Regions from separate parts of the Homo sapiens genome. Here region 2 is linked to region 1. The links are chromatin loops, found by intact Hi-C in ENCODE. Cell type or tissue: MCF 10A. All regions are shown on one strand. Each heading gives the region's core, and the rest is flanking DNA. Links, peaks and the distances in the headings are about the cores only.

Region 1 (16,195 bases), core at 3,337-11,336:
TAGAGTGATGAAGATGAGTTAGTAAAAATAGCCCACTTTCACCAAAAGTTTGGAGAGGACGAGGAGTTGGAGCACAGGTATGGAGTGACATGCAAAGAGGAGTGGTTTTTAAAGATAAAAGTGGGCCGGGTGTGGTAGCTCACTCCTGTAATCCCAGCACTTTGGGAGGCCGAGGTGAGTGGATCACCTGAGGTCAGGAGTTCAAGACTAGCCTGGCCAACATGGTGAAACCCCATCTCTACTAAAAATGCAAAAATTAGCTGGGTGTGGTGATGTGCCTGTAGTCCCAGCTACTTGGGAGACTGAGGTAGGAGAATTGCTTGAACCTGGGAGGCAGAGGTTGCAGTGAGTCAAGATCATACCACTGCACTCCAGCCTCGGCAACAGAGCAAGACCCCATCTCAAAAAAAAAAAAAAAAAAAAAAAGATAGAAGCGATTTGGGCTTGCTTACGAGACAGGGTGACAAAGCCAGTAGGATGAGAAGGTTTGTCCTCACAAGAAAGAAGAGTAAACAGAGTACAACGTAGTTGGTAATAGTTTATAAAATAGGCATAAAGAGGTTTGTTGATTTATCTGGGGTATGTTTTGTGGCAGTTTTCTGAGTGTACAAACACCCTTACTTTTTTTTAGCTTCTTGTAGTATTATTTTAAGTGATATATAATTTGCTCAATTTCAGTATATTCCTTATGTGAGCTAAGTTTTTATCCAAACTTAAATACATATGTGAATTTCACATACCTCTTGTGTAAATTTTTTTTGAGTAGGAAAAAGTTGTTTCATCTTTGCTGCTGTGTGTTGATATGCATTCTGTCAGAATACAGCTTTTTGGTAATGCTGCAATAAACTGTCACTCTAATGTAATAGATACATGTAATAGATACAATAACTCAATCATTCCATATTACTTGACATAATAAAAAAAATGGCTTGAAAAACACAGCCTAAAGAACAAGGTTGAAACTCTAGTTAGCACAGGTGTTAGGCTTTCTACTGTTGTAGTCAATACTTTCGGAGCTGATACCTTTGGAGGCAAGGACTGTGAAAACGTTCATGTCTTTATCACCATTGCCTAGAATGGTGGATGCCTGAAAATGTCAGAGGTATGGGAAAAGAGGATACATTTATTTAGGTTTATTATCAATATTTTAAAGCATATGGCTATTTTAAATGATTTAATCCCGTGTTTGACAAATAGTAGAACCTCCAGAAGCCCTGGAATTTCAACTACCTCCATGAAGTTTCAGCTGACTTTAGAGATTTAGTTTGATGGCCAATTACTGTGGGCAACCTAAAAGGCGTTGCACCTGGCAGAAGCACTGGACACATCCTTTCCTTATGCTTCTAAACCTTGAGATGATATCATCAGGTCCAGTTCCATAGTATCCATCTTATTCTCAATATTCACTCTCTCCACTGATACAAGTGTAGCACATCTGTTAATTTTTTAAAATGCATTAGTTTTTACTTCAAACATGAGATGGTTTTGTTTACACCAGTATCTCAACTATTAACACGTATTAAGGAAAAAATTAAAAGTTTACCTTTGGAAATTGAATTGACATTGGGAACTTTAGGTTAACTATCACAGTGGGTCACAGGAAAGAATCTGGCCAAATTTGTCAACCATATTTGGCCTAGTTTTCTGCATATGTTTGCCAGGTGCAACAGCCAGCTTATTGCTGGAGGGCACAAAAATCTGGAGGAAAGGCTTGGCACTTGTGCTGTTTAACCCATTGAGGGGTCTTATTTTTGCTGAGATTTTGCCTACAGAGATCTGATTATACAATAGCGTATGAATGGGAAAGTGAGGCTTCTCTTTGCCTTCCGTAAACGAGAGATTTATAGAATGCACCTGTCAAGCATTTTTGGGAACACAGTCGCAAAAAAAAAAAGAAGATTAAAAATGTTATCTGTATTGGGAAGAATACAGTTCTAGGTGTGAATGGTCAGGCAAATGGGCCAATTAACAAACATGTACTCTTTATTAGGGGGCTCTCAATTTCCCGGAAAGTTATCACTTAAAATGGGAAGCATGAATATATATATATTTTTATAAAGTTAGCCTGATATGTAAAAGAATTTCAGAATTTTTGACAAATCGTATAATTAGAGGTTATATATTTATAGCTGATTCAAATCCCAAAATGAATAGAGATGTCAAAGCCTTGAGCATATTGAACGTTTACACATGAATAAGCAAGATGGCAGAAACTGTTTTCAAGCAGACCTATTTTTTTGCCTTTGTATGTTTTTGGTGGTTCTTCAACTTGCAATTTCCATATAATATTTTTTCATGTTTACATTAGCATGTAATTAGCATACATATAATTCCATAGTGGGATATGTAAATGCTCCCCACTCCCCAAATAGGTCAAATGGCTGTGAATTTTTATTTTGTTTAATACTATACTTCTAGACTATTTGTTATTTAGACAGTAATTGTATTTTCTTTCTTTTTAATTATTAGTTTGAGTCATGTGGCAGCTTATTAAGTCCCATTTTTAAGTCAAAGACATTAATGTTTCAGGACAGGTGTTTGAGTTTCAGAATTTGGAGGAATAGAATTGAACACATTTATATTACTTTTCCCTTTCACCACACTTAGTATTTGAAGACTACAGTCACTCTTTAACTATCAAATTTTTTTCCATTATTTTCATAAAACCTTCATACAACCAGGCACCTAAATACTATCTCAAAGTCATAACTTACTTCTGGAGGTAGTCTCTCTGTAACTCTTCTCAGATCACTGGGAAATATCTGGGAAATGTTTGAGGAAAATATTTTAATGAAGTTTACCAAATTTATTTTTAATGCTCTGTGTGTGTATATACGTGTTGAGTGAAAAAGAGACACACACTATAGAGAATGTATTTCAATGATTAAAACACGCAGAGAATAAACCAGTTGAAGTATCATTTATTTGGACATCTTATCTTTCACCTAATACAGATGTATGAGGATTATGAGTAAAGTTATACATCTTTATATATATGTGTGTATATATATGTATGTATGTATATATATGTATATTTATATATGTAAGTATATGCATATATATTTATATCCAAAGACCTCTGACACAGGTGCGTGCATGTATACACACACACACACACACACACACACACACACACACACACACGCCTTTGCATTTCTTTTTCTTTTTTTTTTTGAGATGGATTCTCACTCGGTCGCCCAGTCTGGAGTGCAGTGGTGCAATCTCAGCTCACTGCAACCTCCACCTCCTGGGTTCAAGTGATTCTCTTGCCTCAGCGGACTACAGGCGCCTGCCACCATGCCTGGATAATTTTTGTATTTTTAGTAGAGAAGAGGTTTCACCACGTTCGCCAGGCTGGTCTCTAACTCCTGACCTCAAGTGATCTGCCCGCCGTGGCCTCCCAAAGTGCTGAGATTACAGGCGTGAGCCACTGTGCCCAGCCTGCATTTTGTTTCTGGTTAGCTCAGGTCAGTGAGTCATTACTGCTGGGTACAGATGTGAAGTGTAGATGATTTCTCTAACACTGCTGTGGGAACAAGTGGGGCTAACTGTGGCTGCTCCAGAGAGGTACAGTTTTTAGGGCACTGAGATTGTTGAAAAAGAAAATGACCAGTGATACATGTGTAGGTAGCTGGAGTGGGTGGCCCTCATCACTTCCATGTCACTATATACCCTGTATTTCTATCTTTCCCTTGGTAATTTGCAGATTTATTGAGACAAATATTTTCAACTAAGTAATTCTTCACATCCTAACATGTATAGTGAAATTCCTACTTGTAGAGTTACTGTGTAAACTTAGTAACCATTGGAAGCATGGAAAAAATTGATTTGGAAACCCTGAAAGCCCTATGATAATAAAAATCATACAGCACTGAACTTGCCTAGGTGTATTATAATTACATTTGTCTGCCTCCCCCCACCCCCATACTGTGCTTTCATTAAGAGCAGGGACAAATTTTAAATTTCCAGATTTTAAATTTCACAGTTTGTTATGGCAGAAGCACACAATAAAGGATAGTTGAATGAAGAAAATGATGAATGAAGTTTAATGAAACATCAAGGTCTCTCTATTTTGTTATCTTTACCAAAATCATTATTTTTTTTGCTTAGGTAAGTGGCAGGAATTTATATTTATATTTCTCTTTTTTTGTATTTACTGATACTGTCAAGGAACTATGATGTTAGTAATGAAAAGAATGCTGGAATAATAATACCAATACCTGAGTTTAAATTTTGGCGTCACCTCCTCGAGCCTTCATTTCTTCATCTGTAAAATGGGCTAATAATATCTATACCATATAAGTGTTATTTCACAGTTATCTTTCTTTATTCAGGAAACTCTTGAAAATCTCCCATAATCCTAAACTGCCTAGCTAATATAGTAAGGATACAATTTTGAAACATTTCATGATGCTTTAAAAAAATAAATCCCTGTAAATCTTGCTCTGCAGGTGCCATGCTCATGGATGGGGAATTGAGAGCCACTGTTGCTTTAGGAGTAGGGCAGGGACAGCCTAGATTCTAGAACAAATGTGCCCTGGTAGCCATCAGAGAAGTTCTTATAAAAACCAGGATTTGTTGAAAATTCTAAAGCTTACATTTAAATATTAAGAAGAAACCCTGAGGATCTGAGACAGGATCTTATGTAAAGTGAGATGCAACCACATAGGAAAGCAAGATCCTTCTGGTGGATCAAAGTGATGCTTGAGGAGAGATTGAGGATGGGGATCAAGAACAAGGTGATTAAAAACAACACAAAACACTTCGGAAGGTTGAGGAGGGATAGGCAGAGGAGGCCGTGTCTTCCTGATCCTCTGGAACCCTGGGGGAGTGCCTTTTGAGGATCTCCAAACCATCTTGGCACAGGTAGTAGAGTTGAAAAGTGGCCTGTTGAAGAAAAAGCCATTCTACTCACGTCTTTTCCAGGTACCTCATATCTTAAAATTGAGCCAGATGTTCTGGAGAGACAGATGATGAAGTGACCTAATAAGTAGGCATCAGCACACCTTGCAGGGTCCTGGTAGCTCTAAGCAAGGAAATCGGTGGCAGAGATTACAGGGTGCCCCTCTCCAAGCTGGAGTCACAGCTGAGTCTGAGCATCAGATAGAGCTGAGATGAGGAGTCTAGTCAGTCGGGGGAGATGGCCACAAGCAGGCATTGTTTGGTGCCTATGACCAGAGGACCATCCCAGACACTTCAGAAACAGTTACAGTGAAGTTAGAAGCCAACATCCACCAGCGACCAGGCAAGATTAGCTGTGCCTTACTCAGACTTCAGCAGCCCACCCAAGAAGGGCAGTGATGAGAGCAGATGTTCTTTTGCCACCACAGCGTTACATACGCTTCCTCTGAGGAGGTGCTAGCATGCCAGAAGGAGGGGGAAGAGAGAAAACAACCCGAAAGACTGAAAATCTGCCCCAAATTGACCATTTTCCAGAGAACCCGAGTGATATTAAATGAACCAGCTTAAAATGTTTGTTTTGTTTTGCATTTTTATCACCAAGGGAGAATGGAGACTTGTGAGCAACATGAAGTTAGTTATGTGACGGGAAACACCATTTTTTAAAAAATTATTTTTTGCACATCTGTATTATAATGAATACATTTCCAATCAGCCACACCAGTGTGTCTTTCTCTCTTTTTAACTTGTGGATGTATAGTGTTCCCATTTGTAATGTATGTATTTGGAGCATTTTATGGTATACAGAACGCTTTCCCATACGCCCTCTCATCTGTTCCTTACCGTAACACAATGAGGTAATGTCAATATTATTATGCTTATGTTTCAGGAAGTTGAAGATTTGTCCAGGAGCAGATAGCTGAAGAGAGAGAGAGAGAAGAGAGAACGGCTTACAGCTCAGGTCCTCTCTCCATGCTTAGGAACCACTACAAATGCTACTGCCTTGAGTCTCATTTTGTTTCCCTCTGGAAACCACATGTGTACCTTGTTTGCAACAGTATGGGTATGGATGTTTTGGTAGTTCTTACACATTTATTTTAAAATTTAAAGAAGTAGTGCCATAAAGCTTTATCAGGATGTATTTAAAATGAAAATAGTCTCTTGTTATCTAGCATGCAACTGATTCTTTCAATTTGGTTTGGTTAGTCAGAATCTTACCAGAAGTCTGTCCAGGTGATAGGTTAGTTGAGAGCATCAAGACCAACCAAAATAAAACAAAAACAATAGCCTATGGCAAACTCATTCTGATCATTTCACATCCTAGAGAAAAGTGCAGAGAAACAAAAATGAGTCAATATTTTATAAATTCAGGGTCAATATTGTATGCAATGTCAATAGTGTATGAGTTCCAAAGGTTTTGTGTCACTATTAAATTAGAAATGATCCATTTTTATTCGACGTATAGTAGATCGGGCCATATAATGGCCAATAAATAAATAAATAAATAAAACCCCCACACCAGAATACAAAGGATAGTGAGGAAACGTATTTTGTACGACAATTGCAAACCACTTATGGGCTTCAATACAAAGTAATAGAGACCATCTCTTCTCTTTGGCTTTCCATTCATTTTTAGCATTAGTGAATTTATGTCCTGTGCTCTTGACCTTGAGCCCTAAGAGGTGTATGTCTTTGCCATGCTTCTGTGGCTACATTTTAGGAGAGTGAGTGTGCATTACATGTCCGTAACCCAGATCTTAGATAGTAGAAGGGTGCTGTTATAATTTGTGGACAGAGGCTGTAATTTGGTGCTCAGGGATTACCTCCTTTGTATATGTTTGCCTACTGCATGCTACCATTTATTGTAAGCTTTTTATTCATGATCTTCATTCTAGTTGAATCTGTGGAGCTATTGGTCATGAGTAGAGAAATAGATCTATAGGGTTTTCTTGAATGGCATTTCTCATTGCTAATGTGTTCTGTGACCAGCCAGGTTTATGGATAAACCCAGTTTTTGTGTTTCTCTGAGAGGTATGCATCAAAGCAGTTTTTTCCTCTTCACTTAGGAATTTTAATTTTCCTTCAGGGTTCAGTGGGCCATTTAGTACCTCCATTATCTCATAAGTTATTCTTACTATTTAAATGACTTTTTTTTTTAGGATGTTAGCATGTTGGCCCTTTTACTTTTATTTTCAAAGTCAGACCAAACAAACCATCAGAGTGCTGTAAATTTACACCTTACATTTGTTTGGAATTCTTTTTATATTAATATTTTTAGAGTCTTCATATGCAAGCAGAAATTTTCCATCCCCTCTCCACTGATCACCATTGAGGACAGGGCATGAGATGGGCAAACCCATGCTTTTGTGTGCCTGTAATGGCTAGCCTCTTTGTTACACACTTTATATTGGTCGTTATCTGATAGAATTCCAACAAATGAAAACATGCCCAAGTTAAAGAAATTAAATCTCCTTATCCATCACCTTAGAAAAATGACAACACAGCATGTATGTAATTTAAAATGACTTGTTGGAATATTTATTGCTAGATTGGGAGAACATTTCTACTGATAAGAAGCTCCTTTGATTTATCAAAGTTTTCCATATTATTTGTTAATTAACTCCATGTCCTTAATATCCACAGCTCATTTTTCCTATGATAATGACTCCATTGTGAAACATATAAATATAATGAAAAATATCCCTACCTGTATTAAAAATTGAGAAACCTCAATTACTTCACACCCATTGTATTTTGTAGTCAGCTCAGGACTGTAGTTACATAACTTCAGTTATTATTGCTGGAGCAACAAGATAAGAGAGTCATTGAAACATTGCAAAAGAGAATGCAGTGGACCAGGGTGGTAATGTTGTCCTTGTAATAAGCCTACTCCTGCCATTGCTGTTAGATGAAGGTTTTCTTTTTCCAAGTGTTATATAATTATATGCAATTATTTTTGTCGTTTGGTTTTCCTATTATCTTTTTCCTCCTCTTTTTGACACGAAAATGATAGTAACTGGAAAATATAAACCAATAAGATTTGAGCTATTTACTATGTTAAAAGAGAATTTGCCAGGTTTCAAATTATTTCCTCATTTGGATCTAGCGTGCAGCACTTACTGATAAGAATTCTCTAACACATGTCTATTTAAAAGTATTAAAAGTATTGTGTACACATTTCAGCAAATTTTGGCAAAAGGGTGTCCTCTGATGGGGAAGTGACTGTTCCTTTCTTTTGCCATTTCCCAGTCTTAAACCCTTGTTTTTACATCAAGCTCCTTTGTTAAGGATTCAACATAAAAGTCTTTGATATTATTGAGTCCATCTCTGACTCATTATTAGCCAACACTTTGTGTCTGGCTGGCAGCTTTTCCGTAAGTGGTAAGGTCAGCCTCATACAGTATTGCACAGCCTTTCCCATTCCTTTTGCGTCAGTGAGAATCAAATGATTCAACAGTGAAAAGCAAACTCTTGGACTGGAATAGCAAGATGACCCATCTCTAAACAAAGCAAACTGACTAGGATTCTCTCATGCTTAACATGCATCTTACTGGTTCTTTATGAAGAGCTTTCTCTTGGTAAGAGTACTCTTTAATATTTGTCTTTACTACAGGTAATCAGGATCTGTAATTCATGATTTCTCTCCTCAGTTAACAAGGCTATGGAATATTTCAAAGCAACTCAGGGTCAGCATGGTATAGTGGAGAAGGCGTTGAGTCAATAGATACGTCTACCATCTGGGTGCTCATTGAGAGAGAGGCCTGTTACCTTCTCTTAGTCTATAACTTCATCTGTAAAATGGAAATAATCTTATCTGCTTCACAAGGTTGATGCAAAAGTGAATATGTATAAAATTACTTGGTAAAATGTAAAACCCTATTCATATATAAGGGACTGCTATCCTTTTAAGAAGCAGAAGTGTTTGCTATCATCATTTGAGAGAAGTTGAGAATACTGGAACCTTTTAAAAATTGCAGCATAATGTCTTGGAGTGATTTGTTAAATATTGGCTTAAACTAGTAGGATTTTCCTTTTTTCTTTTTCTTTTTTTGAGACAAGTTCTCGATCTACACATAGGCTGGAATGCAGTGGTGTTGGTGTGATAAGGGTCAGTGCAGTCTCAACCTCCTGGGCTCAAGTGATCCTCCTGCCTCAGCCTTTTGAGTAGCTGGGACCACAGGTGTGTGCCACTGTACCTGGCTAATTTTTGTAGTTTTTGTAGAGCTGTAGTCTCACCACGTTGCTCAGGCTGGTCTCAAACTCCTCGGTTCAAGTGATCCTCCTGCCTTGGCTTCTCAAGGTGTTAGGATTACAAGCGTGAGCCACCGTGCCCAGCCAACTAATAGGATTTTCAGTAGTCAAATTGTAGCATTTTCCTTAGTCTTTGGCTCTGTAAGATTATCATGTTACATTGGAAAATCTTTCTTTGACCACAAAATTTAAAATGAAACTGGATTTGAGTTAGCTAGTACTCCTTCAGTAAATTGTATGTATTTCCTCTTAAGTAATTTGCTTCTTCCAATTGTTTCATCTTTATCATTCATTCTCTTTCCTCAGTCCTTTATTCGCTGCTGAGGGGAAGCAATGAAGAATTTCCTTTGACTCTGCCCAGTTTTTTATGGACACAAACAAACCATTTTTTTTTTTAAAGAGGCAGGTATTAATTCAAAGGAAATGTAATATATTTTTTAAACCTAGTGGCGGGGGTGCCAGTTAAGGAACTTGTAAGTAAAAGTTGAACTTTGGAGCCAAAACGATTGTTGGGACTCATCATCTTCATAATGAAAGTCTTTGCAATTATAATTTCATTTGGCAAAGATGAAGTTGTACCCTTGGGAGATGCCTTGCCAAATCTTTATCCATAATTCTGAATTGATTCCAGCCAGACTTTGTTATCGGAAAACTACTTCATATCCTTTCCTTATGGTGTGTGCCCTTAACCTCAAGAATTCAGTTTGTGAACACTGAAACTGTTCACAGAAAGTGTTTGGAGAAGAGCGCCCTTTAAAAATTAGTCATTAAGGTATAATGCCATATGGGCTCAAGGGGTGGCAGAGATGCTGAGTGGCTTCTTGTTCGTTAAGACTGAAATATTTATATGAGCAGTAATAATAACAGCATATTTCAGAGTCTGTGTGGTATGAAATTGAGCAGCGATGCAATTAGATAATATTGACAGCCCCTATTGTAATTATGTAAATAGTAGTAAGTTCAGCTCTCCTTTTATCTTTCATTTCCATGTGCACATGTAAGGAGAAGGCTAGAAAATATATAAATGTTGGGCAGGAGTGCTTGGCTATTTATTTATAGGACAGAGTAGCCTGAAGCTTGTGTTCCCCTGAGTTATTTTTTTTTTCTTCGAAATTAAGCAAGTCCAGTGGGTTCCCAGAGGGGACATGCAAATGCTTAGTGTTAAAGCATCCACTTGAGGATCCTGACAACGTCATAGGTCCATTCTGAGTACTTTTCTTTTGGAGTTGTGTGTTGGGATCCTACTTGACTAATACCAATACTTTTTTTTTTTTTTTAACCTTTCAAACAGATAATTTAAAGTTGTTCTCCATAGAGATGTTTTCTATGTCTAGCTGCCTATCAATCTTTCCATCTCAATGCAGAAGTATTTGATTAGTGTATTTAAAGTAATAAAGATGCCAACAGTAGTGTCACCTTGATTGATGCTAATTATAAGTCTTTAATGGTTCCTCTGCTTCGGCCACTGTCTCTGCAGATTGTGATTTTTATGGTTAAAATAGTGCCCTGCTGTCCAAAGGCTTAATCATAAATTCTGGTCTCCCTTTCTTTAATGATTTTGCATGCAGTGGTATAATCCCAGTAACATACATTATCTTCGTTAAAAGCAAGCAGTGACTTTCATAGGGGCGATTAATGCATTTATAAGGAGCTTGAGGAATCCTCGTTGGGATCATAGCAGAGGTTACGATGATTGTGCTTCCTGGGCATTAGAATTAGCAGCAATGTTGCATAGACTGTCTGAAAATAATTGAAGATTTTGATGCAGTCCCTATTTAGCACACTAATGTTGTAAATGAGACTATAACTGCAATGGTAAAAAGGCAGGATTTGTAACCTGAAGATGCTATCAGTATGTGGCTGTCAGACCAGTGAAATGAAAAGCAAGTTAAATTATATGAGGGCTTTCCTTCTTTAGAACAGTCTTAAACAGATTTGGGGTCACTCAGTTTGAAATATCTGTTGATGAAAATATCTCTTATCCTGAAGTTTTTCAGGCTGAATTTTCACAGTGTTAATATATGTTTAGTCTTTAATCTCCTTACTCAAGTCCACAGATACAGTTTTAAATAAGAAGAAATGTGCCTAGTAATACACACATTTATGGGACTTTCAAGGTATGGATAATTTGCTTATGTAAATATATGCCCATATACACTACACATACTAATACTTCTCTGAAATGACATATCTTATTGCAGACAAGCTTGACATAAATTAAATCGATGCTTTGCTATCTTGTAAGAGCAGTTTACTTTCACATCAATTACAATGCATAGCTTCTTGCATGTAGCGGGTATTTTAAAATAGTGCTTTAATGCTCTTATTGAAAAAACCTTGATAATTAAAAAAATTGTTTTTTAAAAGCACATTAATACTGGCATACATTAATATTATTATGTACCTATTTTCTCCTATTTAATTTTACTATATTCTATGCTTACAAACTAAGCTAGATGGAACTATAATAAAATGTTAGGTGTTTATATCATATTGCTTTCCACTAGTTATTCAGTTCTAATGATAATATCATACTATAATATCCTCTGTTAGTGCTAACCACTGACATCTAGACAAAATTGTTAACTTCTAGTAAGGAGAAGATACTTTTAAAATTTTTGAACCATTTACATTTTCAAAGAAGGGAATGCTAAATTGCTTTATAGGAAGGTAGTTATTTCCCAAGTGGTTCCGGCTTATAGGGAGAAACCACAGACCTCAGAAGCCAAGCTTGAAAGAGTATTCCTCTTGAAATAGCATCTATTCCACATTTCTGGGGGTAGCTGTAGTTAATAATTCTGGATGATAAGCAAAAGTCTACCCAATATTTATTTTTTTGGTGGAAATTTGAGGAGATATGCCCAGCTGCATAGTGGTTATTAGAAAATGCCTCAATTTACAAGCCTTATATTGAGAAACTTGTGACATCTACTTTGGGTATTTACAATAATGACTTACTTGCAAAGTCTTTTATTTTGCCATAGTATAGTTTAAGGTGATTGTTTGAAATGTTAATGTTCAGATGTTCTGAGGTGCTCTTTTAGGTAATGGTTATCATCGGTGAGCCATTGGACATCTTTTCACCAGAGTGATAATACGGAAAACATGTACACAGAATGTAACCTCTCCCACAGGGAACGTTTATCTTCTAGAGCGTCACTCAGACATTCTAAACATGGGCAGACCAGAAGGCGGTGTTAGAAAGCTTGCGATGGATGAGGAGGGCTGGGATTAAATGAACTAGGATTGACTGCGGAAGAAGACTGGTATGGGAGCCTATGGGATTATTACTGGGGATCTGTATGGTAATTAATCCCATATGAAGACAATACCTACCCTCCAATCTGTTTGTCTACTCATTCCACCATTGTCGTGCTCTACTGATTATCAATAGTGTCATTAGAAAAACCAGAGAAAGACTCTTCTGTGGGTGTCAACAGTCAGCAGAGGTCTGACTAAGCATTCGAATGACATCTTGTGTGATTCTACAATGAGAGTTGCAAACTGCTTGATCAGAGGAGGTGTGAGCTGCATTGTTTAGTCTGTCTTGCTGTGTGATAATTTTCTTTTGTAGTTTTGATAAATTAACATTGGCTTATGTATTCAGCAATATTCAACAGGAATCTTTTTTTTCTAAGCCCCCGGGCTTGTGTTTAAAAATGCAGGTTAGTTCTCAGAGGCTTTCAAAGCATTTCTGCATCATGCTACTAATTAAGATAAGGTTATCATTTTAAGTTATACCAGGAATGCAATTAGAGCTTCTAGTGAGAACTGTAGCAATCAATTTTCTACAAATTATGCAGACCTGGTAAGGTAGAATACAGTTTTAATAGGACAAGTGAACATACAGTGATTTATTAGATATAATGTGAATTCAAAAGACACCTGGACACAGCATCTGTAACACATCGTGTAGCCCAAGTCACTGGGACTCTAGTTCAACAGCCCTTCAGTGGGAGAGATTTAATAATATGCCTTCCATTCTCCATTGTTCAGTGACTGTTATTTTGGATTTTGAGAGGGATTTTTGTTTTTCAGTTTGAATGGTTTTAGACATGAGAAAGGATACAAAGCGCAGATGAGTGAGGCCCCTCGTTTATCTAGACTGACCCACTGCGGAGCTGTGGGTCAGTCCTACCTGTCATTCCTTTTACTTTTGTGGGACCCACAGAGTCCAGGTGACTAGCTGACAGTGTAATTAACTAATTTTTCTACACTGTCCATCTCTGCTAAGAGTATTTGGTGTTGGATAAGAAACTTACATGCCTTATCTGCCAACTGTCGGTAATTACTTATTCATTGAATGGATACCTGTTTTCTAAGGATGTACGAGGACTGCAAGGTTGAATAGCTCCCGAGGAGGCTGTAGATCTTTTCTTCCTAGGATCACTGCAGGTCTTCTGGAGCTCTCCATTAGGTCATAAATTACAGTACTTCTGGGCTTCCTTTTCTTAAACCTCTTAAAAATATCTGGAACACCTTTTACTTCTCCCTGGTTGACTTTTATTCCATTTGACCTATCAGCTTGTTCTACATTTTTCCATGCACCTAAATTCCTCAAATTGCAGTTGTTCATTCAATGTATATCTAGAGATTTTCCGTTGTGTGCCATGCATTGTGCTAGGTATTGGACACATCGTGGTGAAAAAGGATACTTGTGCTAATATCTGTAACATATGCCTGCCTTTCCCACCTCCACCATTAAGCACGTAACATCCCTTCCCAGCACTTGTGACCTTGCCTTGTAATTTACAGAGAAGATAAATATCCTCTAGTACAATCTCCTCTATCTTCTCCTTTCTTCCATATCTGCCATTATCTGCAGCTGAAAGGTGTTTTCTTTCTGTTCCGTCTCATAGAAAGTGTCACATCTCCTCCATTAAATTGCCATGATTAAGATAAATTTTCTTTAATGTTTCTATGCATTAATTTTTCCAATAATTTCTCTTTTTGCGATAATTTTTCTTTTCTTTTCTTTTCTTTCCTGCATAATTTTTTTCTACTTTATCTCAATCTTTCTTACTCTTCTGCTATTTCCCTTTGGCCAACAAGCAGGCTCACATTTTAGCTCAACCCTATCCAGAAACAAAAAGTAAAAAATCTGTTATCTTACCTGTTACTCATTCAAACTTCCTAGTTGCTAGTTTCTTCAAAGTGTGCCTACACAAATTCTGATTTTTCTTCTTCATGTCTCTTATTACAACAGTCTGGCTTCTGGACCAGCAAATCTCTAGACCAAAACACACCAGTGGCCAAAGTTTACTTCTCACTTCACTTAGCCTCGTACTAACATTTGTTATTGCTGCGTCTTTCCTACTTCTGAAAATCGGCAGCTGTCTTCAATCTATGGTGTCATTTCTTCGTCCTCAATTTCTTAGGCTGAGTTGTCCTTTTTTTGCTAACCCTTTTGGTGACAATGTCCCTCAGGGTTTCAACTTTAGTATTCTTCTTTACTTACTCTGTGTGAGGAGGTTCTTAAAACAAGAGGCTTCAAAGGTGAACTGTGAATGCCCTAAAATCATATGCTAACATATATGGTGTGGGTACCTACATTTTTCTGAGAAAAGGGTTTGTAGCTTTCATGTGATTCTCAACAGGTGCCAAAGACCAAGCTACAGCTGAAACCTCATTCTTTGAATGGTGGCATCCTCTTCCATGGTGTCCTGCTCCAAACTCTCACCTGCGTTTGTGCTGTATTCTATCTCAGGCTGACACATTGCTGTTGACCTAAGTTCTTAAAGAATCTTCCAGTGTGTTCTGTTTCCACACTCAGTTTTATGCCAAATTCTTTCCATTATGATTCAGAAATATAATTAGTCTGTCATGGTTTTGTCTTAGTTAGATTCCCTGTCACCTATTTCTTACCATCCTGGTCCAATCTGCACAATATCTCCAGAAATATCTTTTGATGTATCCTAAAATTAAAAAGCCTGCTCCTAGGATTTTCCCTCACTTACTATTCTTCAGTACATTCTTTCCCTCCTCCTCTACAGGTCAGGTTCCAGGTGAGAAATCACTTGAATTATAAAAGTCTTCAATATAATTCTCCTTACTTATATCACTCTTCCTCAACTTATGAACACTTTGAACCCTTTGCAATTAGCCAAGAGAAAACTCCCCCTTCACCCTTTAAAGGTTTGCTTAAAAATCAACTGACAAAAGACAGATTAATAGGAGAAGAGGCATACACGTTTATTAACATGCACTGGAGTCTTAACAAAATATAAGAACTCAAAGAAATGGCCAGATGGTTGACCTTTTTTTTTTCTTTTTCTTTTTCTTTTTCTTTTTCTTTTTCTTTTTTTTTTTTTTAGATAGGGTCTCCCTCTGTTACCTCGGCTGGAGTGCAGTGGTGCTATCTTGGCTCCCTGCGGTCTTGACCTTCTGGACTCAGGTGAACCTCCTACCTCAGCCTCCTGAGTAGCTGGCACCACAGGCTCACATGACTACACCCAAATAGTTTTTAAAAAATTATTATTTGGGCCAGGAACGGTGGCTTACAGCTATAATCCCAGCACTTTGGGAGGCCGAGGTGGGCAGATCACTTGAGGTTGGGAGTTCGAGACCAGCCTGGCCAACATAGTGAAACCCCGTTACTACTAAAAATACAAAAAAGGTAGCTGGGCATGGCGGCATGTGCCTGTGGTCCCCAGGTATTTGGGAGGCTGAGGTGGGAGGATCACTTGAACCCAGAAGGCGAAGGTTCCAGTGAGCTGAGATTGCGCCACTGAACTCCAGTCTGGGCAACAGAGTGAGACTCTGACTAAATATATGTGTGTGTGTGTGTGTGTGTGTGTGTGTGTGTGTGTGTGTATATATATATATATATATATAAATAAATAATTTGTAGAGACAGGGCCTCACTAGGTTGCCCATGCTGGTCTCAAACTCCTGGGCTCAAGCAGTCTTCCTGCCTTGGTCTCCCAATGTGCTGGGATTACAGGCATGAACCACTGTGCCTGTACTGGTTGACACTGTCTTTTTTTTTTTTTTTTTTTTTTTTTTTTTTTGAGACGGAGTCTCGCTGTCACCCAGGCTGGAGTGC
Region 2 (16,195 bases), core at 4,537-12,536, 120 kb after region 1:
TTCCATGTTCTTGAATAATTCATCTCCCCTTTCATCATGAGTATGACATTAATCTGATCCAACCCTAGGAGACTTTTCTTCTGATTATGTATGATTGTTTCCAGAGTTAGGCATAGAACCAAGCCGGGCCATCAAAATTTTTCCTATCATTGTTCAACCTGGAGAAAGGGAAAAAATGGCATTTCCTTATTTATTATGAAGCTAGGAAACAGGAAACAGGTGGCTTCATCTTCTTTTGTTCCCTGCTATGTTGAGAAAGCTGGTTGGAAGACATGATGCCACAGAGTGAGAGGCTGAAGCAAGAGGTGAGGGGAGAGATGGGCTTGGTGGTATCTGAGAGTCTGTGGCCTGCTGAACCACTCTACTTCCTGTAGTTACATGAACCTTCTGATAAATTCCAATTTTTGCTTAAGGTAGTTTGAGTTTAGGTTTCTGTCTGTTGCAACCAAGATTCATTAATGACCTATTTTCATACCCCCTCAGATATGAAAATTTGTGATAAAAGAGGTAGGCATTTTCCCCCCCTTTTTACTCTCCTTTTTTAAACTATGAAAATAATGGAGGACATATAGAAGGATTTTGGTGTGAATTAGCATCAGTCACACTCAGAACTGCTTGCTGTCATTCCTGTCCATTTCATACCTTCTCCTCCTTTTCATGATAGTCCTCGGCTCCTGGCCACAGGAGTGAGGGTTGGCCCAGGATGCTCTTATCATGTATCATATTCTTCACGGTTCTGGGTACAGTGAGTGATTTGCCCAAGGTTTGTGAGCACACAACCCAAGCCAGACTGTTAGCGGTGGAAGAGATCTGAGTTACTGACAGCATATCCCTATGGGTCCATAGCAACTTCAGTCCTCACCTCTTCAGAAGAAAGAATTCGACAGAGGGGTATAAAGCAGAAAAAGAGGCCAAGGCAAGTTCCAGAACAGGGATGGAAGTTTATTTAAAAAGCTTTAGAACAGGAAAGAAAGGAAAGAACCCTTGGATGAGATCCAAGTGGGTGCCTGAAGGTCAAAAAGAGAAAAGAGAAGACAGAAGGGAAAAAAAAAAAAGGCCTTTAACTTTGACTCTAGGACTTCACAGGCTCGCCTCTTTCCCATGACTCTTCCCTTAGGGTGGGCTTCCTGCATGCACGGTGCTTTCCTTACCTGTTGGAACTGAGTGTGTGCAGTGCGTATCTGGAGTTATACATGAGTATAACTCAGAGTGCCCATCTGAGGCTTTTTTCCTTTTTTTCCAGTCTCATGTGTCCCCCAAAACATCATACTGTGCCATTTTGTCTCTTAACACGCATGCCCAAGAAACAGCTTCTCTCTGGGGCCTGCATTCGATTAACACTCTTAATGTTAACAGGTGTGGACCATCAGGAGCCTGTCCCTGGCTGCTGAATTATCATTTTTAGAGAGGAAATGCAATAATTGCCAAACCATCACCCGACATTTCTAGTGGGTGCCAGGGGAAGAGCCCTCTCCTGCCCCGCTCATGCCTAACTACCTGTAACAAGACCAGTAAGGATTTTTCCCTGGATTTTTTCAAACTGAATCAGAAGAGATGCCTCTTAGACTCTTGTGCCACAGAATTGCTATTGTATAGTAAGTCTGATACATCCATGGCTGTGCTGTCCACGCACAGGGTTAAAGTGCATCATCAACGGGAAAAAATTAAGCTGAAAGGCAGACGGGTAAAAACTTTGACCGCAAGGGTTTTAAAGCTATGGAGTTTGTGGGTCCAGTCATCACCAGCTAGAGGCTGCTGTCATGGGTTGTGTTTTTCAGAAGCAGACGCTGAGATGGATTTGGGCATAATGGGTATTTTTAGGGATCAATGCCCATGAATCCTATGCGGGAGGTTGGGGTCCAGGGAAACTTGCAGGAGAGAAGCCGCTCCTTTATTTTCAATCAAGGGAGGAATTCCAGCTCTTAATAGAGAGGTATGGGCTACTACTGCAGGCTCCAAAGTTGCAGAACATTCTGGGGTTCCAAATTTTGAGGTGCCTTTGTCCAGGTTCTACAGTTTCAGATGGAAAGATCTCATTTTTCCCAACCAGGTGCTGATGTTTATCTAACAGCCTGCCTTCATTTGAGTATTTTCCCTTATCAGGAGTTTGGCCACCCTTAAACCAGGCCCTGGCCCAGCTTTTTCTTCCCTCCTGTTGTAGAAAGTAGAGTCCCTGTGAGAGACCGCAGAAGCCCTCTGGCTTTCACACTTGGTTTTCATTGGCTGTCAATCACCTGCACCTTTTCATTAATTTTTTCTGGAAGAGTGGTTTTCAAAGGAAGGTCCCTGAGCCAGCAGCATCACCATCACCTTGAAGTTGTTAACCATGTAAATTCTTTGGCTCTACCTCAGACCTTCTTGATCAGAAACATTACACTGGAGCCCAGAAATCTGTGCGTTTTGCCAAATGTCCAGGTGATTTTGATGCATGCTGGAGTTTGAGATCCACGGATTTAGAATATCAATATCATTTAGCAATAGTCATTGGAATAGCATTGTCCTAGTTACAAAGTCCTAGTACCTCTCAAATGCCTGATATATCATGCCAGCTGGTGCCTTCCCTTCTACTGGTGTGCTGTCCCCAATCAGCTCTGCTGTGAGTTTTAACAATTGGAATTGTGCTAGATGTCAGAACTCCCTGTACCCAATGATTGAGTACTTTGTAAGCTAGGGCTAGTTTAAGTTAGGATTCTACCACTTGCCACTAAACAAATTCTGACTAATATACCTGAAACACCTAATGTATACCTGTGGGGAATGTATTTTTTAAACAATATTAATAATAATCATTTAGTACCATGTAATTACATAGTGCATTGCTGTTTAAAAAGTTCTTTCCTATGTTACTTTATGTGATTGTAATGAGAAAGCCATGAGAGGAAGGGCAAGGCTGATTCGACTGCAGATGGCTATGGCTTTCTATATCTTTGAATAATATTTTACTTTTCTTTTATGTCAATGTGAAATATAAGATGAACTAAGGTAAGAACATCTGGTTGTTCGTAGTAGTGGAAGATGCTCGCATTCTTTCATTGCCTTTAATTGAAACTTGCTCCTGTAACCTCAGGAGAAATGAAGAGATAAAGACCTGTCCTCTGACTTCCTCAGAGACCCTTTCTGCAGCATGTGCTGTCACTAAGATGACACAATCCATCCACAAAGCATACGAAAGTGTTCAATGACAATGTTCTCCGCATTTTCTCTGGGTGTATATGCAGTTTCCAAATGACACACTTGATCCTATCATTTTGGCAGTACTCACGTTTAATACCAATCAATGCTCGCAATTAACTGTGATTTACATCAGCTGTTAAGGTAGGTGAACACATTTTTCCATCGCACAATTTCTGTATTTTGCAGCTACATTCTTGGTCTCTAGGTCTTTGAAACTGAAATTACCAGTCTTTATTCCTGGAGATATTTTGAAGCTATTTCAACTGATTAACCAGAAAACATTTGTTTAAATGCCTAATAAAAGACTGGTATTAAGTTAGATATCATGGTAGAGACAAGAAAATATATAAAACATGGTCTAATTGTAAGGTGAGTTTCTCAGGTTGGGTTCCCTAGATTCTGAGCCTGACACACAAATTCTTGTGCAAGTGATTCACTGAGGGGGTGGTTTCAGGAGAATCCTGCAAGGGGTAAGGGAAATAAGGTGGGGCAGGGAAAGAAGCTGGGCAAAGATGTGGTTTCAGAAAACATCTAGCCTCAGATTTTTCCCATCGCAGAATACTAGAGAGTGAATCCCACAACGGAGTTTGCCCTGCACAGAGGGGACTGTATGAGTCAGTCATTGGCTATGGATTGCCTCCAGGGGTTGAGGCACAGCATCCCCAGATATCTTAGTGGAGTCGATTCCCGTCAGTCAAGGGCAATCTTCTAGAAAAGTTTGCAGGTATGAACCTGTGACAACCCACACCTGCAGCAGCTGGGCAGTGGGTGTATAAGCCTGGTAAAGGGGAATCAAATAGGGTAATAACATCACTTATATAAAAAAGTTATCTGCAATTCTAGTAATAATGATGGTGATGTTAACAGCAATTATACAGTGCCTAATATATGTTAACACTGTTTTAAGTGTTTCATAGCTATTGAATCATTTAATCCTCAAAACACCTATGAAACAGATAATATTATCCTATTTATAGGGGAGGAAACTGTAAATAGTCATGATCTTAGAAATGATGTAGGAAGCAAGATCCAGCCAAACCCAGGCCCAGTTGGAAATATAACCTAGGCAATGTGTCAATGGAAGAAAGAATAGGCTCGACCTAGTGATTATGTGGAGGATGACCTTCCAGATAGAAGTAAACATTGGGAGGTACACTGATTCTCATGAGGATATCAGTGATGAAACTTTATTATTCGTAGTTCACAAAATACTCTCATCAACAGTCTAATTAAATTTCCACAATGACCTGGTGAGAAAAGGGTTTGGATTCCCATTTTAGAGAACTAAAGACTAATTATTAGAACTTGTGATCAACTTGATGACACTCAGAAGAGGTGTCCTAGCTGGGTCTCCAGACCAGATCTTTGCTGCCCAGATGGGAACACTTTCAGTAGCTACAACTAAAAGTAGAAAAGATTAAATGTTTGAAGACTGTTAAGGATTGAATAATATTCCCTCAAAATTCATGTGTTGAAGTCCTAACCCTCAATGTGACCGTATTTGGAGATAGGGCCTTTAAAAAGATAATGAAGTTTAGATGAGGTCAGATGAGTGGGCCCTAATCCAATATGACTGGTATCGTTATAAAAAGAGGAAGAGACATTAGGGATGAGCTTGCCCAGAGCAAAGTCTCCATGAAGACACACTAAGAAAGCAGTTGTCTGCAAACTGAGAGAGCTCAGGAGAAACTGAACTGACAACTTAATCTGGACTTCCAGCCTCCAGAACTGTGAAGAAATAAATTTCTATTGTTTAAGTCACTTGGTCTGTGGTATTTTGTTATGGCAGCCCTTGCTGACTAACACAAAGACCAATGTTAAAGAGCCCTGGTGACAGAGGTAATCATCACTAAATATATTGTACACACCATTGTCCTTCAAAGTACTGGTGATCTATACAAACATTTCAGTCTAATTTACCAACTATATTAGGTTACTAGGGCCGCCGTAACAAAGTACCACCAACTGAGTGGCTCAAACAATAAAAACTAATTTTCTTTTTTTTTTTTTTTTTTTTTTGAGACGGAGTCTTGCTCTGTCGCCAGGCTGGAGTGCACTGGCATGATCTTGGCTCACTGCAAACTCTGCCTCCCAGGTTCAAGTGATTCTCCTGCCTCAGCCTCCTGAGTAGCTGGGACTACAGTGGCACACTACCACGCCCAGCTAATTTTTGTATTTTTAGTAGAGATGGGGTTTCACCATGTTGGCCAGGAGGGGCTCGATCTCCTGACCTCATGATCCACCCGCCTTGGCCACCCAAAGTGCTGGGATTACAGGTGTGAGCCACTGTGCCCAGCCAACAAAAATTAATTTTCTTACAATTCTGGAAGCTAGGAATCCCAGATCAAGGTGTCAACGGAGTTGGTTTCTCCTGAGGCCTCTCTCCTTGGCTTGCATGTGTCTGTCTGCTTCCTTTGTCTTCACATGGTCTTCCTTCCGTGTCCGTATCCTAGTCTCTCCCATATGACACTGGTTATATGGGATTAAGGCCCACCCATATGACCTCATGTTAAATTAATGACCTTCTTAAAGACCCTATCTCCAAATACAGCTACATTCTAAGCAGCTGGGGGGTAGGGCTTCAACATATGAATTTGGGAGAAAGGCACAAATTCAGCTCATAACACTGAGGATTTCTCAAAAATCCTCCAAGTACTTCCTAGATGTAACATGTCCCTTTCCTGAGAACATTAACTGTGGATGTTTCCTTCGTGTGGTAGTTTTCTTGCTTTACACCAAGTGACTTGTCAAGAACTCTATAGCTTGTTGCACACGTGGCTCAATCAAAAGGAGTTTTATAGAAACTGTATTGCTGCACAACTCTACCTAATAACACTGCTTTAGATTAAGCAGGGCTAATCAACCCAAGCATACCCTTTCTTTTTGTGAGTTTGAATTCATAACGTACAAAGAGATAGAAGTAAGCAATCCAAGGTGAAGCAGAGACTGAGATGCTGAATCATCAGGATGGTGAAGTGATAGAGCTGGGAGCCACAGATGCCCTCTGTTCTGAAATTTGCCTTTTTGCCCTCAGATCCATTCTCTATATTTCTCCAGCACTGATATCTATCACTAACTCCTGGTTATGTTAAGTTGATGGAAGGCACCGGTAGGAGATATGGCTGCAGGAAGAAGGGAAAAGCCAGTATATTTTCCCCTCTCTTCCTGTCTCAGTTGGTGTCTTTGGCAGAGGCTATATAACCTTTATGATTCCAGCTCCTGCCTGAAAGCATCTCATTTGATTGTGCAACCTCCCACCAGGCAGGCCCACCGTCGTCCTCTTTCCCCCAGGTGGCCATGCTTTGTCATTTCTTGTAACACCACCTTCTCTCTTTGTCTTTCCAGCTCTCAGGGTGACAGCAGATTATTGCTGATTTTAATGAGACCCACCATTGCCTATTGATCTTCTCACATTTTCATCTCTTGTGAAACCAATTCCTGTATTAAATTCCTTCTACTTGAAGCATCTAGAGTTTTCTTGTGTTGACCACAATGCCATACTTTGCTAAGGAGATGAATTCTAGAGTTGCTCTCTAGAAACCATCTATTCACCCTAAAAAATGATAAAGAACATTCTGCTTTCAATCTTTGGTATGTATTGCAGAGTTAGTTTTGGAGTTTCTTTCCTTTCTCATAGGCCTTACAATATTTATTTAACATTTGAGATAACCTGAATGTATCTATTCTTGCAACCTGAGCATCCAGGATAACTCAGGCAATAACTTGTAAGAGAACAACACTCTTATTTTTTTAAAAAAGATGAATGGTTTAATCAGATAGATGATCACAGAAAGGTTTAAGTTAAAAGCAGATCCTAATTGCAATCTCCTTATTATTTACATGGATGTTTATTCTACTTATCCATTTACCAGCTGGAATTCTTAGACTCGGCCCCAGTGGAAAGGGCAAACTCTGATTGGAATATGAACACATTTCATGGCTACAGTAATATTTTTTACTGTACAATGGAGATACTCAAGGTATTCATTAGTTAGCCACATTTCTATAAAAGCCTCAGAATTAACCTCACAATATTGCTACAATATTGCTACATGGAAAAAGCTTGAAAGGCAGCTTGATCTTTTGGGAGGGGACATAAGCAATCTGGAGTTAAGGCATCTATAATTTTTTTAAGTCCCATAGGGGATTCTAATATACTCCCAGTGGTGAGAAACACAAGTTTAGATTGGTAGAATAAAACAATGTCTTTCAATATTTTTTCCCAATAATTATTCTAGCTATATGGTAGGTTTTCTTGCTCTAAGTTGATGTATGATATTAAAAGCATATTTGAAAGAATAAATGATTTTGCATAGTGATATGGTTTGGCTCTGTGTCCCCACCCAAATATCATCTTGAATTTTACTACCATAATTCCCATGTGTTGTGAGAGGGACCTGGTGGGAGAAAATTGAATCATGGAGGCAGTTCCCCCATACTGTTCTCCTCATAGTGAATAAGTCTCATGAGATCTGATGGTTTGATATGGTGAAACCCGTTTTGCTTGGCTCTCATTCTCTTCTCTTGTCTGCCACCATGTGAGATGTGCCTTTCAACTTCCACCATGATTGTGAGGTCTCCCAAGGCACGTAACTGTAAGTCCAATAAACCTCTTTCTTTTGTAAATTGCCCAGTATCAGATATGTCTTTATCAGCAGCATGAAAATGGACTAATATGCATTGTTTTAAATTAAATTTGTATGAATAGCATGGCATTTGCTTGGCATAGAGTAGAAAACCACATAAAAGAATATAGCATGTTTTATGGGATATCAGCATATGGGGCATGCCAAGTTGAATTTCAGACCGGAGTTAAGTCAAGAGGAAGATGGCAGTGTAACTGTCTCAGACTGTTATATGCCAGAGACTACACTCCTGAGTTTCATAGTCAGTTGTTGCAGCACAACTGCTATGGTTTAAATGTCCCCTCCAAAACTCATGTTGGAATTTAATCCCCAATGTGGCAGTATTGAGAAGTGGAGTCCTTAAGAGATGATTGGGTCATGAGGGCAGGATTAATCCATTCATAGATTAATAAGCTAATGGATTAGTGGGTTATCATGGGAATGGGACTGGTGGCTTTGTAAGAGAGGAAGAGAAATCTGACCTAGCACACTCAGCCTCCTCATCATGTGATGCCCTGAATCAACTTGGGAATCTGCAGAGAGTCCCCACCAGCAAGAAGGCCCTCATCAAATGTAGTCCCTTAACCTTGGACTTCTCAGCCTCCATAATTTAAGAAATAAATTCCCTTTCTTTATAAATTACCTAGTTTCAAGTATTCTGTTATAAGCAACAGAAAACGGACTGAGATAACTACTTAAGAAACATCCTCATTAAATTGCATGAAGGGAGTTTGCAAGTGGTGGCTTGGAGCACTGCTAGCTGACAGGCACAGAAGTCATGCTTATTGTAACACAATTCTGCTGGGCAGGAAGGAGGACAACCCAAGCCATCTGCTGCACATCACGATGAGGGGAATGACCAAACGCTAGTTGAACAGATGAAATAACTGAGAGGCAGCCAAGCTGTCTGGTGGTACAAGACTGGTGAGTAACAAGAGCAAACAAATCTTCCTAGACATGGAATAGACAAGAAGAGGAGTGATGACTCACTGAAATAGAGGCTGTGGTTTGATTCTCCATACTTGGGAAAGATCAGGCTGTGCTAACCTGCTTTCAGATTCAGAGAGGTGCAGCAAACTTGCATGGGGTAGGGCTGAGAGTCCTGGTGAGGAGCGTACTGACATAAGGGACCTGAACACTTCCTGAAAAGTGGCACATTCCAAGGGACTGAGAGAATCCAGGATTTGGAAACATAGGGTTTTCTCTGCATTTGCCATTACCTGGTGATAATGACCCGAGGGTGGGTTTTCACATCAAGTCAGATGAGTGGTGTCTTTTGGAAAAAGAACAGCCAAGATCTGGAGGAGCTAGAGCTTCCAAAGAGGCACAAGGGGGAACGGTGCCAAGAGTGTGAGTCTGAGATTTCTCACACAGATTCTGGGGCCACCTATTTTCTTAACACCGTCTGTTTTGTTTATGTTCCTCTACTGCTTTCCACTGATGCTTCTTTCTTACAGAGGAAAAATGCAAAATCCTGTGTCAGTGTATTTTACTTAAATGATAAGTGATTCAGATGGGCTGTGTGATGTTACTCATTTCAATATTAATGGCATCAGAGTGATTCAATAGATAATATTTTCCTAACTTATCTGAAATAGTTATTTGGAATTGTTCGCACAGTTATTTTATCAAGATTTTCTATTTATGGCGTAAAACATAAGGCAAGTAAGATAAATCATTTCATATTGATGAGGAAAATAAGAAAAAGGCTCTGTAGTTTTATTTTCTTCCCTTGGACTTTAACACTTTCAATGAAAAGACCTCAAGGCATATGCTTCTTTGAGATAAAATACATTTTGCATCACTGTCTTTCCTCTCACATCATGGGTCTCTGCCTTCACCCTCTCAGATGGTGGCTCAGAGGCATGTCTTATCTCTTCCAAACATGCATCATGCCATGTTATATTTCTTAAATGAATGAAAACCTTGTTTAAACAGGGGAGCAATATAATGATCACCTCACCTGTTTAAATGACTGTATGAGTATGCTTTGGTCATCATCATTAAAAATGTGTTTACTTGGCAAGTTCTACTGCTTTATGAATTACTCTACAATAATTCTCCCATAATAGTTATTAGTCAATGAAAATGTAGTTTAGTGACTATTTCATGTATTTTAAAATTCAAGGCAACAGTTTAATAAAATGAAAAAGGAATGGGTTTTGGAGTTAGAGCTTAGTTCTGATTCTAGGTTTTCTATTTACTTCTTGTGTGACCTTGGGCAAGATATATGACCTCAGATATGAAGAACTCAGATGCCTCATTTATGAAATGAGAATAAAACCTACTTTGTTGGGTCACAATGAGAAAAAGGCACTAGGTTAAAATACCTGGCAGGGTTCTGGCACAGAGTAGACGACATAAAAATAATTTTTTGCTTCTTTTAGACTTTTCGTTTTCCTATTTTAAATCTTCTACTTCAGAATTCGCCGGAGATGTTTTATTTTATTAGATTTAAAGTTGACTTTGTTCGCATTTTGCAAGAATAAGTCAAATTTGCGTTTTCTTAAGATACAAGATACCAGACATTGAGAATGCAACCATGGAGCTGGTGAGTCAGGGCAAGTTTTGGCTCTGGTGATATTTCTCTTGCCTTTTTGATCATTTAACATCTTTCCATTTTAATTTCAAATTCTCCAAATGTTAGCAAAACTAGCACTTTCCAGTTCTTTACAAAACCGTTTAGAATTTATATTCTAGAGAGGACTAAATGGGTGGCAACATTTTGAATACTTGCAAAAACAGTTTGACAAGTTCAGTTTAAAGAAAAGGGACACGAGTAATGGGCATGCAAACAAACTTATGGGTACAAATTCAAGCTGCTTGCCTTTTTTTCCAGAATGACTGGTTTGCAGTTTTAAAAGACCCAAACAAAGAACCCTTTCTATAGAGAATAATAACTTACAATATCACTGTGGTCGGCAGGTCAGCTGGGGAAGGGGCTAGGTAACAGAGAACATGTTACTGGGCTTCGTTTTCTTCTAAGCAAGGGCATATCCCATATTTCAAGAGAATACCTATCATTTTCTAATCTAAAAAGAAACCAGCTTTAGAAACAGTGTGATGTAGTAAAAGGATATGAGCTTTGGAGCTAGATAGACTTAGGTTCAGCCCTCGGCAGAGGCCATAAGCCAGCTGGACACATTTGAGGGGCTGTTTATCCATCTGTGCCTTCGTATCTGAAAAAGGGGATGCTTCCATCCAACTCGCTGGCTGGTTGTGAGAATTCAATGAGATAATGCATGAAAAAGTGCTTTGCATATACTAGAATCTCAATAAGAGATACTGATTTTAACTAATGATATTTTTATTTCTAATGTTGAAGTTAAACCAATCTTAAGAGGCCAAGGAGGTTTGGAAACCTCACAGAGTTCTTATGAAGAAATCTTTCAGGAGCGTCTGTGAAATAATATCATGAACATATGGAGTAGATTTCTAACTTGAACACACTGTGGCCTCAGGATTAAGATGAAAATTACTGACTTTAAACCACCCTGGAAAGTTTGACAGGAGTTCAACACATTTGACCCTTTACAGACCTGAATTTGCCAATACCGAGGAGCCAGGGAGTGTTGAATGAAGAAATATGTCTGCGTCCAAGCCTTCAGAATCCATGTGATTTAAAGTTCAGGGTTGCACATACAACTGACCTATTGTGGGATTGACCATGGATGTTTCTTAATACCATGACCACTTTTTCCTCTCTCCTGCTCCATCTATATTTCTGGTGGCACTCCTTAGAGATTAAATCACTACCTCAAGCAAAGCATTTTCTTTAGTGCTACTCTTTAGCTCATTCCCAAAATTATGCTGCAGTTGGATAAGGTTCAATTGCTTCTGAGAGACCGTTGTTTGACTTTTGGATTCCATTCACATGATTTTGTCCTTCATAACTCATAGATGATCATTAATAATAAATGCTGTCAAGAGTATGTTATGTGAAAAGTAATATTAAGAGGCTGAACTTCTAAGGCAAGACCTATTAGGCTTCCCTAAAGTTGTAGGGAAACTTATTACCTCTCTGAATTATGCTTCTCAATCTTTCTCATGTGTCTTCTTGTCTTACAGTCTTAACGCAGTTGTATAATAGAATTACAATTTAGAAAATGTCAGAACTGAGGGTTCATTAGTCCAACCTCCTAACCCTACTGGTAAGAGAACTGATGAAAATATTTACTTTGAAAGAATATTTTAAAAGCGTATATATTGTCTTAAAGATAATCAGACTGTTAATATTGGTAACAATCCTATGAAAGGATACTTAAGCCAAGGCCAAATTAAAGATTGAGAAACCAAGTTGCTCATGTGTCCATTGATTGTTGAGCAATAGAGGAGAGCATGACTTAGTGAAGCACATTTTGGATTTCAACAAATTGAGGTTCAACTCTCAGTTTTATTAGTTGTGTAATCCAGTTACTTAACTTTAAAAGCCTCAGGACCTTGATTTTATAAATGATAATAAGGATGCTACCATGTAGTAATGCTGTAGGTATTGCAGAAAATATGCAAAGAAACTAAAGCAAACCTAACATGCAGTATATCCTCAATAAGTGATAATTATGAACACATAATAACCCAAAAGAAAACCCTCAAAGTACACCAAAATAGAACCTCCTTAAAGCGTAAATCTCACAGGACCTATATAACAATAACACAATGAAAAAAAGCCAAGGTATTCAGGCAACAAATAGTACAATGAGTAGAATAGTACCTCACATTTCAATACTCACATTGAAAGTAAATGGCCTAAATGCTTCACTTAAAAAATACAGAATAGATAAGAATCAACCAACCAAGTTCCTTCTGTCTTCAGGAGATTCACCTAACACATAAGGACTCACATAAACTTAATGTAAAGGGGTGGAAAAGATATTCCATTCAAATGGACACCAAAAGTGAGCAGGAGTGGCTATCCTTAATCAGACAAAACAAACTTTAAAGCAACAGCAGTTAAAAAAGACAGAGAGGGACAGTATACAATGATAAAATAACTAGTCCAACAGGAAAATGCCACAATTTTAAATTTATATGCACCTAATACCGGAGCTCTAAAATTTATAAAACAATTACTACTAGACCTAAGAAATGAGATAGACAGCAACACAATACTAGTGGGGGATTTTAATACTCCACTGAGAGCACTGGACAGGTCATTAAGACAGAAAATCAACAAAGAAACAATGGACTTAAACTATACCCTACAACAAATGGACTTTACAGATATTTACCAAACATTCTACTCAACAACTGCAGAATATACATTATATTCATCAGCACATGGAACATTCTCCAAGACAGACTGTGTGATAGGCCACAAAACAAACCTCAGTAAATTTAAGAACATCAAAATTATATCAAGTACTCTCTTAGACCACAGTGGAATAAAATTTGAAATCAACTCCAAAAGGAACCCTAAAAACCGTGCAAATACATGGAAATTAAATAACCTGCTCCTGAATAATTATTGGGTCAACAATGAAATCAAGATGGAAATTAAAAAATTCTTCGAAATGAATGATAATAGTGATACAAACTATTAAAACGTCTGGGATACAGCAAAAGCAGTGCTAAGAGGAAAGTTTCATAGCACTAAATGCTTACATCAAAAAGTCTGAAAGAGCACAAATAGACAATCTAAAGTCACACCTCACGGAAGTGGAGAAACAAGAACAATCCCAACCCAAACCCAATACATAATGAAGATCAGAGTAGAACCAAATGAAATTGAAACAAACAAAGAAACAAAATACAAAAGATAAATGAAACAAATTTGGTTCTTTGAAAAGTTAAATAAAATTGATTGGCCATTTGCAAGATTAACCAAGAAAAGAAGAGAGAAGATCCAAATAAGCTCAATTAGAAATGAAATGGGAGATATTACAACCGATACCACAAAATACAAAAGATTATTCAAGGCTGCTATGAAAACCTTTACACGCATAAGCTAGTAAATCTAGAGGAGATGGATAAATTCCTAGAAATGTACAAGCCTCCTAGATTAAACCAGGAAGACATAGAATCTCAGAACAGACCCATAACAAGCAGCAAGACTGAAATGGTTATAAAAAAAATTGCCAACAAAAAAATGTCCAGAACCAGATGGATTCACAGCTAAATTTGAACAGACATTCAAAGAAAAATTGATACCAATCCTATTGACATTACTTCAAAAGATAGAGAGAGGAAAAATTCCCTAAATCATTCTATGAAGCCAGTATCACCTTAATACCAAAACCAGGGAAGGACATAACAAAAAAAGAAAACTACAGACCAATATCCCTGATGAACATAGTTGCAAAAATCCTCAACAAAATACTAGTGAACTGAATCCAACAACATATCAAATACATAATCCACCATGATCAAGTGGGTTTCATACAAGGCATGCAGGGATAGTTTAACGTATGTAAATCAATAAATGTGATACACCACATAAACAGAATTAAAAACAAATCACATGATCATCTTAATTGATGCAGAAAAAGCATTTGACAAAATCCAGCATCCCTTTATGATTAAAACCCTAAGCAAAATTGGCATAAAAGGGACATACCTTAAGGTAGTAAAAGCCGCTTATTACAAACCCACAGCCAATGGTATACTGAATGGGGAAAAGTTGAAAGCATTGCCCCTGAGAACAGGAACAAGACAAGAATGCCCGCTTTCACCACTTCTATTCAGCATAGTATTGGAAGTCCAAGCCAGAGCGATCAGACAAGTGCATCCAAATGGGTAAAGAGGAAGTCAAACTGTTTCTGTTTGCTGATAATATGATTGTATACCTAGAAAACCCTGAAGACTCCTCCAAAAGTCTCCTAGAACTGGTAAATGAATTCAGCAAAGTTTCAGTGTACAAAATTAATGTACACATTAGCTCTGCTATACAGCAACAGCAACCAAGCAGATAATCAAATCAAGAATCCAACCCCTTTCATAATAGCTGCAAACAAACCAAAACAAAACAAAAACAACAAAAAACTTAGAAATATACCTAACAAAGAACATGAAAGACATCTACAAGGAAAACCATAAAACACTGCTGAAAGAAATCATAAATGACACAAACAAATAGAAACACATCTCATGCTCATGGATGGGTAGAATCAATATTGTGAAAATGACCATACTGCCAAAAGCAATCTACGCATTCAATGCAATTCCCATCAAAATACCACCATCATTCTTCACAGAACTAGAAAAAATCCCCTAAAATTCGTATGAAACCACAAAAGAGCCCACATAGTGAAGGTGAGACTAAGCAAAAAGAACAAATCTGGAGGTATCACATTACCTGACTTCAAACTATATTATAAGGCCATAGTCACCAAAACAGCATGGTACTGGTATAAAAATAGGCACATGGATCAATGGAACAGAATAGAGAACCAGAAATAAAGTCAGATTCTTACAGCCAACTGATCTTTGGCAAAGCAAACAAAAACATCAAGTGGGGAAAGGACACCCTATTCAAAAAATGGTGCTGAGATAATTGGCAAGCCACATGTAGAAGAATGAAACTGGATCCTCATCTCTCACTTTATACAAAAAATCAACTCAAGATGAATCAAAACTTAAATCTAAGACCTGAAACCATAAAGGTTCTTTCTAGAAGATAACATCAGAAAAACCTTTCTAGATATTGGCTTAGGCAAAGACTTCATGACCAAGAACCCAAAAGCAATGCAACAAAAACAAAGATAAACAGATGGGACTTAATTAAAGTACTCTATGGGATTTTCTCCCACTCTATGGGTTGTCTGTTTATTCTGCTGAATTGTTTTTTTTTTTTTTGCACAGAGTAAACAGACAACCCACAGAATGAGAGAAAATCTTCACAATCTCAACTTCCAACAAAAGGCTAATATCCAGAATCTACAGAAAACCTACATCAGCAAGAAAAAAAAAAACCCCACAATCCCATCAAAAAGTGGGCTAAGGACATGAATAGATAATTATTCAAAGAAGATATACAAATGACCAACAAGCAGATGGAAAAATGATCAAACTAATAATCAGGGAAATGCAAATCAAAACCACAGTGCAATACCACTTCACTCCTTCAAGAATGGCCATAATCAAAAAATCAAAAATAGTAGATGTTGGTATGGATGTGGTGAAAAGGGAACACTTTTACACTGTTGGTGGGAATGTAAACTAGTACAACCACTATGGAAAACAGCATGGAGATTCCATAAAGAACTAAAAGTAGATCTACCGTTTGATCCAGCAATCCCATTACTAGGTATCCACCCAGAGGAAAAGAAGTCATTATACGAAAAAGATATTTGCACACACATGTTTACAGCAGCACAATTTGCAATTGCAAAAATATGGAACCAGCCTAAATGCCCATTCATCAATGAGTAGATAAAGAAATGTTATATATATATGTGTCT

What was found. Hi-C counts contacts between places; a loop is a spot of excess contacts. Peaks named below come from ENCODE experiments on the same cell type or tissue, not always from the same donor. Only the 100,000 strongest peaks of a DNase experiment are listed, where the experiment ranks them.
Region 2: a loop joins it to region 1, with 10 times the contacts of the local background. A loop is called at or near these places in 2 of 110 quality-filtered maps.

What each region holds. Positions count from the first base shown.
Region 1 is chr6:22,104,959-22,121,153 of GRCh38, forward strand. It overlaps CASC15 (cancer susceptibility 15), which reads left to right. Exons shown (of 12, transcript NR_015410.2): 9 at 5,789-5,962. Among named protein-coding and RNA genes, the nearest start is that of NBAT1, 34 kb to the right of the region's middle. In MCF 10A, for the core only: no CTCF peak of the experiment used is centred there; DNase peaks (open chromatin) are centred at 7,713 and 8,293.
Region 2 is chr6:22,228,095-22,244,289 of GRCh38, forward strand. No RefSeq gene overlaps it. Among named protein-coding and RNA genes, the nearest start is that of PRL, 61 kb to the right of the region's middle. In MCF 10A, for the core only: no CTCF peak of the experiment used is centred there; a DNase peak (open chromatin) is centred at 8,757.